Regions from separate parts of the Mus musculus genome. Here region 1 is linked to region 2. Evidence: chromatin loops called from intact Hi-C (ENCODE). Cell type or tissue: heart. All regions are shown on one strand. Links, peaks and the distances in the headings refer to the core of each region. The heading gives the core; the rest is flanking DNA. Region 1 holds the start of Stn1 (STN1, CST complex subunit). Region 2 overlaps Slk (STE20-like kinase).

Region 1 (5,304 bases), core at 1-5,000, 50 kb before region 2:
ACATCACCCTCTGACACAGTACACTTAACTAACCAGGTCAGCTCATGCAAGGCTCAGCATCGGGGCTTTTCATGGGTTTCATGGTGTAGGTATGATGGATTCACTGGTCATATGGCCTCACCCTCTAAGATCAGGTGGATAGGGTCTCTCTTTGATTCCCAACCCTCAATTAATTGGGTATAGATAGGTCCATTCTGATAACATGCTCCATTACGATAAACTAAGGTGTGGTCCCCACCTCCAGTACAAAGACACTCCTTTTCTCAGGAAATTCCAAAGATTGAGAGACTATTGCCCAGGGCCAAGTTCAAAAGGCAAGCACATTCATTACAGGGCACCGTTTTTTGTCTTCTGTAGTTGTTAACCTCTATTTTTGTTTATTTGTTTGGTTGGTTGTTTCAGATACTCTGGCATTAAAAATTTCTAAGTTTTATGGAGTCATAAGTATCTTGTTTGGTTTTGTTTGTTTGGTTGGTTTTTGTTTTGTTGTTTTCTGGCCTTGATCTGACAGAGATCTCCTGGCTTCTGCAGCCTGTCAAACCCTGGGATTACAGGCAAACATCACCACATCTCTCTTGTCTTGTTTTTAGAGCCTCAGTGTCACGTAGACCAGGCTGGCCTTGGATGTGGCTGAGAATGGAAGACCCTGAAGTCCTGATCTGCTTCCACCTCCTGAGCGCTGGGATTACAGCTGTGTAATCCACATCTGGCTCACAAGAATTCTCTTTATGGTGACCTAAGACAGAAGCCCAAGCAAAAAAAAAAAACCTAGAGTAATGGGGTTTCCTATGCTCTTGGAATTCAACAGCATAAGAATAAGATGTTAGCTTCATCCATGAGATTTCCTCTTACAAATGAACATCTGAGACAGTCTCCCCAGAGAGGGAAAGGACCACAGGGCTGGGTCTCACTGCTTTTAACACATCATCACATCCTTTTGCCCACAGGGATGCCCCTGGGACTTGCTTGCTTCCTTACTCACAGATCTTTGAAGAAAGACTGGCATTTGGTGTGAATTAATTTCCTCCCAAGGAGATGAGCTATAAAGAACACCAGATAATTCTGGAAAATTCTGGAGGAGGCTGGCTGCCTTCCAAGTGAAAGGAAAAAAAAATCCACAGACTAAGTTCAACAGTTGGTAGGGAGCAAAGGTGTAGGAAAAGACTTCTGTACAAACGGCTTTAGAAGGTCATCCAAGCACATAAAATGGACCACATAAACCTCTTTTCATTCAAACTGGGAATATTTGATAGCCTGACTTTTTTTTTTTTTTTTTTTTTTTGACTCAAAGCTCGTTGTTCAGAAGGTCCCTGAATGGAAACTTCACAAAATTGCAAGGGGTTTAACCAAAGTTCTCACAAAACACAGTAAACTCCCAGAGGACTACCCACAGCCACCTAAATTATTCCAATCTATATATTTGTTAAACTTTCAGGTATAATAATCATATCTCTAGTAACCAATACTTTAATTTTTAAAATTGTGGCTGAGGAGATGGTTCAGTTAGTAAAACACCTGTGGCACTCGCAGAGTGGCCTAAATTCTGACCACCGGCCCTCACAGAAAAGCCCAGCTTGTCTGCATATACTTGTAACCCTGTATGGGATCAAGCAGACATGAAAAGATCTTTCAAGCTCATTGGCCAGTCAGCCTAGTGAGGTGCACCTTTAATCCCAGCACTTGGGGAGGCAGAGGCAAGTGTTCGAGGCCAGCATGGTCTACAATGAGTTTTAGGACAGCCAGGGTTACACAGAGAAACTTTATCTCAACTTGCATGCCCCTCCTCGCCTGCCCCATAAGGTGAAGGGCTGGAGAAATGGCTCAATGGTTAAGAGCACTGGCTGCTCTTCCAGAGGACCAGGGTTCAATTCCCAGAACCCATTTGGTAGCTTAAAACCATCTGTAATCCCAGTTCTGGGGAACCCCTCTTTTTCCCTCTGAGGACCCCTCCACAGACATAGTACACGACAAAACATCCAGACACACAAAATAAAAAATATGTAAAAAACAAAATTTAGAAAGTGAAAAATCGGGCTGGAGAGATGGCTCAGCGGTTAAGAGCACCGACTGCTCATCCAAAGGTCCTGAGTTCTAATCCCAGCAACCACATGGTGGCTCACAACCATCTGAACAGCTACAGGGTACTCATATACATAAAATAAATAAATAAATCTTAAAAAAAAAGTGAAAAATCGAGTAAGACACCTAAAGGTGCAAACATGAGACTCCCATGAGCATGTACTAGTATACGCACATGTGCTAAACAACGCTTTACAGTTTCCACTGGAGTTTCTCAAGGGCCCACCTACTGCAAGCAGATGCTGTCATAACTCACAAATAAGCTAGGTGACGTCCTTCCTCCCAGGAGTTTCTATTACTTCGAGATTAACTCAAACTAAAACCAACCCCCACATGTTTACTGAGAGGACACGGACACTTTGCAGAAAGTGAGTCACATAACCAGAAAGGTAAGTCCCACATTAAGACTTTGGGAGCCTGCCTATCTAGTCCACTCAAAAACAGGCTCCCAAAAGGAGCCTAGGTATTTTAAAGTATGGAATACCTTAAGCACATGTGGTTTTAGTTATGTATTTTATTGAGAAAAGCTCTTATGTAGCCCAGGCTGGCTTTGAACCCTTCATCGTCTCTATTTCCATCATCCGAGCGTTGGAATCTGGTTATGTACAGGTTGGGAGAAAGAGCTCAATGCAAAGCTCAAAGTTTGATCAACTTCAAATTCTTAGGTTGTCTTTAATTTGCACAAAAATCACAGTAATAAACTCTTTCCAAGGTTGAGGCTAGATAACTTTCAGACAGGGCTCTTTAGATGCCCTAAGCCTCCGGCTTTCTGTATCTTTGAGGGTCAGGGTGCAGCACAGGGCGTCCGTTAAGCTGACAGGCCACATACCTGGCACTTGTTGGGACTCCTTCATCTCCAGGATATCCTTGATGTAGAGTTTTGCAAAGGCTAGAAACACAGGATCCAGACCCCAAAAGAGGGGCGGGATCTCCTCTTCCCTTGGACTGGATTCACACTCCATCAAGAGGCAGGGCTGTGGCATCTGCTAACCCAGAGCCAAGACTCTACAAAAGAAAACAAAAATAAGGTTTTAGGGTGTTTAGTGTGGGTAACGGTCATCCAGAAGTCTTAGGAGGGTAACACAGGGGTTCAGGACCCTGTCAAACTTCATGCCTAGCAGATGGCAAAGTCCTTGTATGAGGCTCCTTCGGACGAAATACCAACTGAGAATCAGTTAAACACCAAATTTTCTTTTCAGACGAGGTCTCAGATAGCCCCGGCTGATCTTAATCTAGCTATGTAGTGGAGGATGGCTTTGAACTAGTGATCCTCCAGTACTGGGATTACTGGCATGTCCCATCAGACCTGGTTTATACAGTGCTGGGGATGGAACGCAGGGCTTCATGCAAGGTTTCGTGCAGGCTAGGCAAGTGCTCTCCAACAACTGAGCTACATCCCCTAAATACTAATTCTCCACTTTGAGGATAACCATACACACAGGCGTACCCCAAAAAGGAGTTTTAACGAGTGAATCCGGAGAGTAATGGAGAGAGTCCCTGTGGCCGTGGACTTTGGGGGCCCTGAAGGTGTGTCTATCCAAGCTTCGACCTTTCACCTCTGGGAAGAGCGGAGGAAAGGAAAAAGAGGCAGAAATCAGAGCAGTTTACAACTTCTCCCGAAGCAGGAGCAGCCAGCCAAGATTGCCGAACCAGTTCCGGTTGCGAGAAGGAAGCGAGCACACTCCCGCCGGCGTATTTCCTTCCCGCCACCCGCGCCTAGCTACCGCCAGCCACTCCCGCTGAGGCCACGCCCCCGACGTCCTCCTCAAGGCCACGCCCACCCCACGTATCGGTTCCGCCCACGCCGCCTTCCCGGTCTACATACACCCTGCGCAGGCTCTTGGGGGCTCTCCTAATCTCGGAGATTCCCGAGCCAGCCCGGGAATTCCTGCTGCTCAAATCCCGCCTTCCATGTCACATTTGTCACTCCGATTCCCTCAGACGGTTCCAGGAAATTGGGACGGGATCAAACTTAAATTTTCTTTTTTAAAAGTAGGGCAGGGGGTTGTCTTGACTGATTAAAGCAACAAACAACGAAATTAGGCAATGGGGTATTTTACTGTTTCTTCACAGCTGGTAATGATCCCCTGACATCGTAGGGATGCTACAGTCTCGCTTGCAGATGTTCTGCTCTAAACCTGAGGCCCCGAGAGAATGAGAGGTCTTGTCTCTAACGGAAACCACCCCTATGAGGTTTCCTCCAGGATGTTGTGCCTTTAACTCTTGAGAGACTGACAATTCTTGTATAAACCATGGCCACCTCCTTGGAGCCCTGTCTCCACTGTCTCCACCCATATAAATAAAGACGTTTTTCCCTACTCACAGGGACTCACACGCCTAGGAGAGGGCAGGTCACTCACTCCAGCGGCAAAAGAGGCAGGAGGCCAAAGAGATCATTGCTAAACTATCAGAGAAGGGCTGGGATGGAAACTGGGTGTCATTAGAACCATGGCTTTCAGTTACTGCCCTGGCCACAGAAGGAGCGGACAGTGTCTCCCAGACTCTGTGGCACAGAATGGCTGGGCCCGTGGAGTTTAAGATCTGTGTAAACCCAATCCCTCTCTACTAGAAGAGGTTCTCTCCCAAGGAAACATAGTAGGATGGATGCTTCCAATTCACCTGTCAGGTAGAGAAAGACAGGTTGGGTGACATTCTCAGGACTGCACACCTCTGCGCCAGGGTGGAGTCCAGGGACCAGTCTCCGCTGTCCTCAGAAGTTGAGGTATTTTCAGAAATGACGCTCAGAGCTCTCAGGGCTAGAGCGCTGGACTCTGGGTTTACTGCCAACCTGGGGGAGGGCCACGCCTTGTGGTATAAATAGAAGCAGACTCCCCTGATGTCATCTTTTACAGTGATGGAGGACTCTTTAGAGGGGAGTGTGCCTCTTGATCTGAGCCCCAGACCTGAGGAGTAGATGGTAACGAAGCTGAGGGTGAGCTGTAGAATTCCAGATTGAGGGGTTTGCATGGAGCTTTGTAAAGATCTCAGCCTCCCTCCTGTAGAACTCCCAGACTCCAAGCCTTCCTGGACGATCCTGAAATCTTCAACCCCGCAGGACCAGCACAACACCCTACAACATTCAAGGCCGATCGATATTTTAAAAGTCAATGCTAGGAGCCCTTTCTTTTGGCAACTTGGTGCCAAATAACAAATTTTATAGACTTTTTTTTTTTTTGACAGATAGTATCATTCTTTCCAGAAAGCTAAGGTTCCAGCAAATTCTTC
Region 2 (5,377 bases), core at 135-5,134:
GTCATTTGACATTTTACTGCTAGTAGGTATGTTGGTTGTTTCTAAAGTTTTTTGTTTTTGTTTTTTTTTTAAAGATTTATTTATTTATTATGTGTAAGTACATCGTAGCTGACTTTAGACGAACCAAAAGAGGGTGTCAGATCTCATTACTGATGGGTGTGAGCCACCATGTGGTTGCTGGGATTTGAACTCAGGGCCTTTGGAAGAGCAGTCGGTTCTCTTAACCGCTGAGCCATCTCTCCAGCTCTGTTTCTTAGTTTTGATGCTGACATAAAACGCTAGGATACTTCACGAAGACTTAATTTAGGAATGGCATGGTTGTGTTTCTGGAGAAGTATGACTTTAATTTTACTAGTAAACTCAGTAACTATACTACATTCCTGCTGGCTGTGTAAAGATGTCTTTGATTTTCATTCTTGCCAACATTTGGTATTTTTAGAATTTTTGACCATCTGATTATTAGTAAATGCTTTTTATGTTTGTTGGAGTTTAAATTTTTTTTGTATTCCATTCTTTTGTTCATTTTCTTGTTAATACCATTTTGCATCTATATATGTAGTATACACATTTGTAGTAGTATATTTGTGTATATTCCAAACGTCTGCATATATATAATTTTAACCGTTTTCCGGTTTGGTATCATAAATACCTTCTCATTCTGTACTTTGTCTTTCTAGTCTCATTACAGAGTCTTTGCTGAGAGACTTTTTCAAGTCAGAAGAGTATAATTTTTCAGTTTTTTTCTTTTCAAGCTAATGGTGTTTTTGTTTTGTTTGTTTGTTTGTTTTTTGTCTTGTTTTTTGTTTTTTTTTTTGTTTTTTGGTTTTTTTTTTTTTGAGACAGGGTTTCTCTGTGTAGCCCTGGCTGTCCTGGAACTCACTTTGTAGACCAGGCTGGCCTCGAACTCAGAAATCTGCCTGCCTCTGCCTCCTGAGTGCTGGGATTAAAGGTGTGCGCCACCACACCTGGCTGCTAATGCTTATTTTTAAGGCATTCTTTCCTAAACCAATATCATGAAGGTACTCTACTTTATTTTCCAAAAGCTTTAGAATTTTACCTGTAGCAAGTCCACAGTTTGCATAGACTAAGTTTTTGTGTGTGGCATGAGGTAGGGATCCAGTCCTGTTGTTGCATTCCTGTCCTCCCACCAATCAGGATCTCTCCCTAAGGACTGTGCTGCTCTGGAGTGTTTTCTCTACTGTGTATATCCACTGCTTTCTGCAGCTTTCAATTTATCAGTCTATTCCTATCTCCCTACCATACTATCTTAATTAGAAAAGCATTAAAGTAAGTTCCTATTAGAGTAAGACAGCCCCTCATTTTTTTCAAGTCTCTAGTATATTCCTGGCCCCTAACCCATCCATGTTAGTTTTAGAAATACCTTGATTGAAGTTCAAAACAAACAAACATCAACAACAAAAGAAAAAGCCAACAAAAATCCCACAAACCATTGTGCTGTTTTTGATGCTATTGAATTTATGCGTTAATGTTGAAAAAAAATCACGATGTCTTGCTGTGTATAGTTTAACCTCTGTTTATATCTTTCCTCAGTAATGGGTTTTAGTTTTTCCTGGAAGTCTTGGGAGCACAAACTACTTCCAAGAGTCCTTGTGGTTAGGATTTCTTTCTTGATTTTGTGTAAAACCTTTAGTAGCCTTCTGAGAAAGAATCCACAGGAAGTATATTTTAGACCTTGCCTTGGAATAGCTTCTTTTTATAATACTGTGAATATCATGTGGAATTCTACTTCAAAACAAAGGTTTTCCTAAAATTTTTAAGAATGAGAATTTTTCTGATTTTGTTCCATTCATTTCTTTTGGCTTCAAGTGTTGATGTTGAAAATCTGATATCAGTTTGTTTCCCGATTCCTGTGATTTTTTTTTTTTTTTTTTCTCTTCCCAGCTTCTAGGATTTATTTTCTTTTTCGGGAATGTGAGACAGATATGTACCCCTCCCCGCCTGTCCTTCCAGTGCAGGGCTCATGCCCTTCGCTTCTGTGGCATTTTCCTGATATTATTTATCTGGCAATTTCTGCCCCTGCCCCAGTAGCTCCTGTCAGAGTTTTAAGATCCTGTCTCTAAATTCAGTGGCTACTTACTATCCTTCCTTAGTTCTCAGGTTCCTGTGACACACATGGCCACTCTTTCCTGTTTAAAGCCTTCTGTTGGATTTTATTTTCCTGTTTCTTCTGTGTTTATTTTCCAGGCTCCTTTTTCCAGCTCATAGTAAAGTGTTGAGTGTCTTAGGATTTGGATGTCTAATCCACCCCCCCCCCCCTTGCTCTGGAACTCCCCATGCTGATGAGGCTGGCTTTGAATTTACAGCAACTCCTCTGCTTCTGCCTCCTGGGTGCTAGGATTACAGACATGCTACCACCCTTAGTTTCTTTTCTCCTTGGCTTATGAGAACCTGTTTTGTCCTATGCTTTAATTACCACTTAAATGTACTTTATGTCTGCGCTCAAATACTGTTCTCAAATCACACATCCAGCTGTCCATTAGCAGTGTCTTGGCCTTTTTTTTTTTTTTTTTGAAAAAGGAAAAAAAAAAAAAGCAGGAGTTGCTGTATATCTCTGGTTGGCCTTGAACTGGCAATGTAGCCTAGGCTCCTTAGCTTCCTAAGTGCTGGGATTACAGGCTTGGTGATATAATTTTTTTTTGTGGCTGTCAGTAATTTAGAATTGAGTTGACATTTACCTTGAACAAGTCCAGAACACAAATTCCATATTGTTAGCCCCTAGTTTATTCCTGTGGTCTGTTTAGTATTTACTTACCATCTGGAGCTACTGTTTGCTTAGGCCTACACGGTTTCTGTTAAGATGGGGGAATCTCCTGTATTTATGCTTTGAACTGTACTTCTTCCTGCTTCTTCCAAATGTTGGGATTACTGACATAATGGGCCATTCCTGGCTTTCTAGAGGGTATTATTTAATTTCATTTTTCAATTAGCTTTCAAAGTAGGTTTCCCAGTGGCATTTCACACATGCTGAGTGTTGGTTGACCCTCCCTGCACCCCCCCCCCCCCCCCCCCGTTCGTGCTCCCCTCCTACTCATTTCCCCTTTCACTTCAGTAGCTTATTTACCTGATACCAAAGTGTGTATACATTTATATTTTTGATTAATTAATTTGTGTGTGTGTGTGTGTGTAGGTCCTCGTGCCATAAGACCTGTGGTGGTCAAATAACGACTTTCAGGAGTTAATTCTTCCTGGGATGGAACTCTAGTTGTCAGTTCTGCCCGATATGCCTCTACCTTCTGAGACAGCTGGCTGGTCCAAGTAAACTATACCTGATAAACAGATCTTGATTCCCATCCCCTCCCTCCCCTCCCTTCCTCCCCACCTCTCTCTGTCTTTCTCTCTCTTGCTTTTCCCCCCTACCCCCCATCTAGGTTTTTTTTTTGTCAACTGCTCTGTCTTACATGTACTACTGTGGTGGTTATTGTTGTGTTTTGGGCTTGATATCAATTTATTCTTTTGAGTAAGGTTATATTTTTGGTATATTGTGTGAGACCATTTGATGTTTTTTCTACAGTATTAACATGAAATACTGCAGTTTATAGTTGATTCTTGGTAGCATTTGGATTACTTTTACTTTTGTATATTAATAGTAAGATTAATCTATGTACATATGTGGTTTTTCTCAAGTATTTGTGTGTATATACAATTCTTCCTTGTGCGGCATGTGTGTGCTGAGGTGTGAGGGCACAAGTGTACAGAGGCTCAAGGTTCACTTGCTCTCTACTTGATTCATTTAGGCAAAGTGAGAGTCTGTCAGGTGAACACAGCTAGTCTGGCCAGCCAGCTTGCTGCAGGAACCCTGTTTACCCTTTCCTAGAGCTGGGATACAGGCAGGCTGCCATGACTACAGAGAATTTGCATATTGTTTTGGAAATCTGAGTTCAGATCCTAGTGCTTCTCTGGAAGCCCTTTAAGAACTGAGCTCTCCCCAGATAGGAGATGATTCTGTAGTCCAGACTAGCACAGAATTTGTAGCCCAGGCTGCCCTTAAATATGTAGTCTTCTGCTTCTGCTTCTCAAGTGTTGAGATTGCAGGCTTATGCCACCTTGCCTGGCAGCATAAGTATTGAGTGTGTGTGTGTGTGTGTGTGTGTGTGTGTGTGTGCACATGTATGCTTGTGCACCTTCATTCATTTGTGTTGGAGGTGTACCTGGAAATGGCTTTTCTTGCTTAGAAGTATTTTTGTGAATTTGCACCCCCACTAGTAGGATTCTAGAAGTATTCTGGTAAATTTTTGATTACTATAACCTATTGAGTATAAAGAATAGAGTATTATTTGGTTTATGATCCTGGAGTTAGGATGCCACAACATCTGCTTAACATCTGGTGAGAGCTTTTATGGTAAGAAACATCATATGGAGACAGTAAATGTGTCAAGACTTGCCTAACAGCCTAACTATTTTTCCAGTAATCTATTAACCCATCAGTGGACTCTGTTTACTGGAGCAGTTTCTGACTACACAGTGTGTGCAAGGAAACTTCTTGACCATGGCAAACTCATTTGAAGCTTGGCTATGGCAGAGCCCTAGGATCCTGGTGCTTCCTTAAGTCCCATCTCTAGGTATCATTTATGTGTGAGTTTGGGAACTAAATTCCCTGCATATGAAGTTTAACTCAGACAGTATAGTGCTTGAAAGACCAGAGTTCAATCTCTTGAGTACCTGTGTAGGCATCAATTTTTTGCAACTTACTTTTAATAAGGGTTTAACCTCTCCTCTAGCTCACGATCCAGCAGAGGTAGTGGAAGAGAAAAGTTATTAGGATATGGGGGAAGTGGACCTGTTCAGCAATAGTTCTTTGGGGTCTAGCTCCATCTTTGTTGTCAGTAGTTCAGTCCTGTAGCAAACACCAAATACAACTCAGCAGCTGCAGACCAGTCCTCTAGGCATACAGACTACACACATGAACTGGCAGCTACAGTCCAGGCCTTTCTGCAAGCAGACACCAGGTAGGAACACCAGCCTGCCTGAGGTGAGGCTGTGGAAGTGGCAAGCTGCCGCAGGAGCCTCATGAGCAGTTCTTGGACAAGTTTCTCTGTCTACTAGTGAAGATCAACAACGCTATGTAAGGTGAACCAATACATGTGTGTTGTTAGTGAAAAATAGGGAGGGGAGCAGACCAAACCAAGGCTCAGTGCTCATCTCCCACTGTCTGTAGGGTCATATTTATACTCTTTCATTAAAGATTCTTTCATGTGTTTGCTATATCCAAACATCCTTTCACCTGTGTCTGCTTCAGGAAAACATTCTTTCCCTTGTCTGCTTTAGAGTGTGTGTGTGTGCACATGTCAGTATACACTTAAATGAACTTGTGTACATACACAAATACAGAGTGCTTTATCCAGCTATTTTCTAAGTC

The links. A loop is a pair of places that touch in the nucleus more often than their neighbours do. Peaks named below come from ENCODE experiments on the same cell type or tissue, not always from the same donor. Only the 100,000 strongest peaks of a DNase experiment are listed, where the experiment ranks them.
Region 1: it touches region 2 in a loop (5-fold over the local background); 16 of 42 quality-filtered maps call a loop at or near these places.

Annotation. Positions count from the first base shown.
Region 1 is chr19:47,533,288-47,538,591 of GRCm38, forward strand. Stn1 (STN1, CST complex subunit) reads right to left here and starts at 3,832. Exons shown (of 10, transcript NM_175360.3): 1 at 3,527-3,832; 2 at 2,909-3,084. The coding sequence starts at 3,062. In heart, for the core only: no CTCF peak of the experiment used is centred there; DNase peaks (open chromatin) are centred at 3,844 and 4,874; H3K4me3 peaks cover 2,197 bases; H3K27ac peaks cover 2,151 bases.
Region 2 is chr19:47,583,422-47,588,798 of GRCm38, forward strand. All of the region lies in intron 1 of Slk (STE20-like kinase), which reads left to right. Among named protein-coding and RNA genes, the nearest start is that of Slk, 6.1 kb to the left of the region's middle. In heart, for the core only: no CTCF peak of the experiment used is centred there; no DNase peak of the experiment used is centred there.